Regions from separate parts of the Homo sapiens genome. Here region 1 is linked to region 2. A link is an interaction called in ENCODE POLR2A ChIA-PET data of the cell type or tissue named here. Cell type or tissue: Panc1. All regions are shown on one strand. Links, peaks and the distances in the headings refer to the core of each region. The heading gives the core; the rest is flanking DNA.

The links. ChIA-PET counts read pairs that join two places held together with the same protein. Peaks named below come from ENCODE experiments on the same cell type or tissue, not always from the same donor. Only the 100,000 strongest peaks of a DNase experiment are listed, where the experiment ranks them.
Region 1: POLR2A ChIA-PET joins it to region 2 with 19 read pairs; 5 of 35 experiments call an interaction of 5 or more read pairs at or near these places.

Annotation. Positions count from the first base shown.
Region 1 is chr7:22,829,801-22,832,613 of GRCh38, forward strand. It overlaps LOC112267993 (a long non-coding RNA gene), which reads left to right. Exons shown (of 3, transcript XR_002956543.2): 2 at 1,962-2,078. Among named protein-coding and RNA genes, the nearest start is that of TOMM7, 8.4 kb to the left of the region's middle. In Panc1, for the core only: no CTCF peak of the experiment used is centred there; no DNase peak of the experiment used is centred there.
Region 2 is chr7:22,716,853-22,719,665 of GRCh38, forward strand. No RefSeq gene overlaps it. Among named protein-coding and RNA genes, the nearest start is that of IL6, 8.9 kb to the right of the region's middle. In Panc1, for the core only: no CTCF peak of the experiment used is centred there; a DNase peak (open chromatin) is centred at 1,459; H3K4me3 peaks cover 434 bases; H3K27ac peaks cover 2,500 bases.

The sequences.
Region 1 (2,813 bases), core at 186-2,685, 110 kb after region 2:
ACCAATTATAATGTTAACTAATACTTCCTGGGTGTTTACTAGTAGTATATGATGCACTGTGCTAAGGCCTCACACGCATTAACTTATGGAATCTTCGCAACCCTGTGAGGCAGGGACTGTATTATCATTCTCATTTTATAGATGAGGAACTGAGGCATGGGAAGGTGAAGTAAATTTGTTTTGTCCAAGGTCAGCTAGTAAGGGGTAAAGACAGAATGGAAACTCCAGCGGTCTTACTGCAGAACCTCAATGTTAACCATAACACTATTTTGCCCTATAGGTGAGAAATAAACATAGAAATAGAAGACAAACCTTTATATGTTCTCAAAGAATATTTTCCTTTAGCTATGATAGATAAGAGACCTGTTTTCATGGTACTATAGTGGCACATATGATTAGACCAAAAGCTGGTTGGGGACTTAAGGGGTGGGTGCTGACTACCTGAACCAATCAGATCCACTGTAAGTGAGATTTGTACTCAAGATAGAAAGAAATACATTTGACTGAAGCTAGTTAGACAGAGAGACTAGAAGACATGAAGCAATAGAATCCACCAGTGGGCAGAGAATACCGAGTTATAGTGATATCAAAGCACAGGAATGGAGAACAATGTGCTTTCTGGGCAGCAAGATAATCCCACCCTAGAGTTTGCTACGTGCTGAGCAACCTTTCATTCCCCAGCTATGGTCCAAAGTTGGTAAGTCTGGCTGTGACATGATTCCTGGGAGGTTTTTTTTGTTGTTTTTGTATTTTTTTTTTTGGAAGGGGTAGGGGGACAGAGTCTCACTCTGTCACTCAGGCTGGAGTTTAGTGGTGCGATCTTGGCTCACTGCAACCTCAACCTCCCAGGTTCAAGCAATTCTCCTGCCTCAACCTCCCGAGTATCTGGGATTAAGGCACCACCACCATGCCTGGCTAATTTTTGTATTTTCAGTAGAGATCGGGTTTCACCATGTTGGCTAGGCTGGTCTTGAACTCCTGAACACAGGCGATCTGCCCACCTCAACCTCCCAAAGTGCTGAGATTACAGGTGTGAGCCACCATGCCCAGCCAATTCCTGTTTTTTTTTTTGATGTAGAGAAAAGTAGAATTTTTCTCTGCTAGTACATCAAGTACTGAATGTATAATTAAGTACATTATAACCCCATGGTCTCTGCTAATTACAAAATAACAGAAGAGAGGTAAAAGCATCAAGGTGAGAAACCCAGGTGGGGAATCAACTGTCAGGATTTCACTAGCACCATCCAAGGAAAAGATGCTACCAGCTCTGTTGTATTATTTTTAAAAATATGGCTGGGTGTGGAGGCTCACACCTGTAATTCCAGCACTTTGGGAGGCCAAGGCAGCTGGATCACCTGAGGTCAGGAGTTCGAGACCAACCTGGCCAACACGGCAAAACCCCGTCTCTACTAAAAAAATAATAATAATAATACAAAAATTAGCCAGGTGTGGTGGCAGGTGCCTGTAATCCCAGCTACTCAGGAGGCCGAGGCAGGGAGAATTGCTTGAACCCAGGAGGTGGAGGTTGCAGTGAGCCAAGATTGTACCATTGCACTCCAGTCTGGGCGACAGAGCGAGACTCTGTCACAAAAAAAAAAAAAAAAAAAAAAAAAAAAAACAACTTCCAGAGAGGATAAAATAGTTGAACTCTTTAGGTCGTAAGGAAAAAAGAAACCTGGGGAAATATAGCTGGTGGATATTTCTGACTGCACAGACAGGCTTCACAGAAGAAAAGAAACCACTTCTTTGAATATCTATTTCCACATCTGCAAAATGGAAAGAGTAACTACCTGTTATAGACTGAATTGTATCCCTCCAAAATTTATATATCGAAGTTCTAACACCCCAATGTGACAGTATTTGGAGCTAAGGGCTTTAAGTAGGTAATTTCAGTTAAATGAGGTCATGAGAATAGGGCCCTAATCCAATGGGAAAATCTTTCTCTCTCCACACGTGCACAGAGAAAAGGCCACATGAGGACACCATGAGAAGGCAGCTGTCTACAAGCCAGGAAGAGAGTCCTCACCAGAAACCAGCTCTGCTGGCACCTTGAACTTGGACTTCACGCCTCCAGAACAGTGAGAAAATAAATTTCTGCTGTTTCAGCCGCCCAGCCTGTGGTATTCTGTTATGGCAGCCCAAGCTGACTAATACACTACCTAATAGTGAATGAGAAGAATTAAATCAGAAAATATAAATGCATTAATAAACATACCATGTATTGGGCACCTCCCTGTGCCAGGCACTTCACCATCATCTCTAGTCCTCCAAAACACATGCTGTTTGCACCACATCATGCTGCCAGGCACATAGTTGGCTTGTTGATTTGTGTGTGTGTGTGTGACAAGATCTCATTCTGTCGCCCAGGCTGAAGTGCATTGGCATGATCATACTCATTGAAACCTCCAACTCCTGGGCTCAACAGATCCTCCTTCCTCAGCCTCTTGAGCAGCTATGACAATGGGCATGCACCACCACATCTGGCTAATTTTTTTTAAATGTTTTTGTAGAGACAGGGTCTCACTGTGTTACCCAGGCTAGTCTCAAACTCCTGACCTTAAGCAATCCCCCGACCTCAGCCTCCCAAAGTGCTGGGATTATAGGAGTGAGCCACCACACCCGGCCGGCTTGTTGAATTTGGGATATGAATATCATAGTCTTATTAACACCATGTTTATAAGCCATAATTGTCTTTATGAATGTATTCATTTTGGAAAAGTAAGTACTAAGGATGTTCAGCTTTCTGTGCTATGGATTATTATGTGTGGAGAAACAAGAAAATGAGTCACAGTCCTCACTTAAATATTTTACCA
Region 2 (2,813 bases), core at 252-2,751:
TTCAAAACCAAATGAAATCTATGAGCCACTTTATTTGCCTTTTTTTTTTTTGGTGGTCATTTTGGGTTTTGCTTTTTTTTTTTTTCAGCTGCCTTTCCCCTTCTTGCTTTGTCTATGTTGATGCTTTTCTCTCTTTTTCCCTTCTCCTCTCTGTTTCCCTTGCCCCACCTCTGTCTAATACATCAACAACTAAACAACAACAATTATCATCTACCAACAATTTAGCATATACCAATAACTGTCCTTAATGGATAGGATTTCATTTAATTCCCACAACCACCCCCAGATGGTTAAGTATTATTTGCCACAGTTTACAAATGAGGAAACGCAGGCACAGGGAATTGAAGTGCCTTGCCCAAACCCACACAAGCTGTAAATGATGGAGCTGGGATTTAAACCAAGTCGGCCTCTGCAATCCATGTTTTCTCTAGTAAACCATACTGCCTGTGATATGGAATAAGTACATGTATTTTTTTTCTTAACTTTTGCGTAAAGTATGACCATCTTTGTTTCTAATTTGTAAATCAAATAAGCTTAATATTTTATATGGCTTTTAGAAAGCACATATACAAAGAAAATTTTATAAATTAAACTGTTCTTTACTTCTAAATCTTTGACGATTATTTCCAAGACATAAATTCCAAGGAGATCCCAGCTTTCATTCGTTTACCATCCTGTGCACCAACCACGTACTCAAATTCATGCTATTCCTTCGCACAAGAAAGATAGAGCCCTCAAGAAACTCTCAATCAACTGGGGAGAAAATAATAACAGTATTAATAGCTCATGTTTACTGGGACTCTACCATGTGCCAGGCAGATGCTAAGCACTTTACATAGGTTCTGATAACTCTGTGACATAAGGTGCAACTGCTACCTCCATTTTTAAAATGAGAACAATTAAGCCCAGATGTTAACTTCCCAGCGGACCTCAGCTTAGAAAGTACAGAACAAGGATTTGAACCTAGGCAGTTTGGCTCCAGAGCCTGTGCCATCACAACACTGCCCGGAAACAGATTAGTACAGTACATGCCCCTGCGGGAGAGCCCAGAGGAGAACCTGCACTATTCCTGGAAATTGATCAGCAGAGGCTTCTGGGAGGATCGAGGCATGATTTGAGTCTTGACAGAAGTTCAGAACACAGAGACGTCACGGCATTCTACCCTGCACTGAAACTGTTCTAAAAAGACTGGCATGCTTCGGAGAGAAAAAAAAAAATGTAGCATAGAGTCTCCTGTGACCTGCCTGGGAGCTGTGCCATGCAATGGAACCAAATTTCCTTCAGGGAGTTTTACATTTTACTCAATATTCTGAAGTTTAGCTATCACACAATTAAGTATCAACCAGGTTCCTGTCATCAGTGGGTACTGTTGGAAGAGGACAGGGAATTGGATTTAACAACACTGTTTGTTCTTCTAATGCAACATCGTAGAAATATGTAACAGAACTGTAATGGAGATGAATCACAAGAAGGACGCAGCACAAGATGCTATGCCAAGAATAATATTAGGAGAAGTGACGTTCTGTCATTCTGTTACAGTTAAGAGTAAACTTATGATCCAAGAAGCAGCAATCCTTTAGAGACCCTGAGAACTCTTCAGGGCTCTCCTCGTCCTTTTCACTCAGGGCCCCAAAGCCAGCCTCTTCATTCATCAGCTCTGGATGGGACAGACAGTGACAAAGCAGAAATCCCTAGGCCCCTGGGCTGCTGCTGTGCAGCAGCAAACTCCCTCACTGTGACTAACTTTCTGCTTCTAACTTATCCCATGGCTCAGAAAAGCTGGGCTCAGCCTCTGCCTTGATCCATCAAGCCATGATCCAGCACGTGGCTGGGGAAAATCTGAGCGCATATAATTCTGTAGGACAAGGTGTGTCCTGCGCACATCCTAACTCTCCCTCATTCAGGTGGCAGCCTGTGCCTATCTGTTTATAAAAGTGGCAGCCTTCATTCTGAGGTATAGAAGCAGCATACTTTGACCAGAACAATCTCTTTCCTTAAAAAGCTTTGTGATCAATTGCCTTTGAAATGAGAGAAGATCAAATAATCCTTAATGCCTTTGATACATCCTTTTCTTACACTCCCCAAATAGAGCTCATACAATATAACTAATCTCTGGAATGGATTGATTTTGCCTTCAAAATATCCTTTTATTTCCTTGGACCCACTTATGGTCTGGAAGATATTTAACAACTAGCTAAGGAACAGAGGGAAGGGAGGGCTCTGATTGTAGCATTTGCCAATTTCCATGGTGTAATGTTTCCACACTAATTTCAAGCTACCATCAGGAGTCACTTAATGTAGAGTTGGGAAGAGATCAGTACAGTTGGCTCTCTTGAACCGGCCAGCTCCTGTGCAACCCTGCCTGGGCTCCTCCATCTGGTGTCATGCTGAGATGTTTGCAACAGCCTCTGAGCCCACCTCCCAGACTACAATCCCCTGGGGTCTTCTTCCTGCTCACTCAGATGAAATACTTTCATCATGTCACTGTTCTTCTGACAACCCTACCCCCAATTTACCACCCCATTTTACCTCTTCTCCCAAAGACCAATGAACTTTTTTCATGATTCTGGGTTCCTGCATCATCTCAGGTAAATAAATCATTTAACCTCTCCGAACTTCAGTTTCTTATCCATAAAGTGAGAATAAAATAGTCACCTCCATAGAGTGAAGTTTAAATGAATTAATGTGTGTAAAGCCTCTAGTCCAGCACCTGGCATCCAATAAATACCTGATTAATCCTACATGTCAATTACTCAAAGTACCTTAGAAGGAAAACAATGGTGTCGTTATAGAATTCAAAGGCCACGAATCCT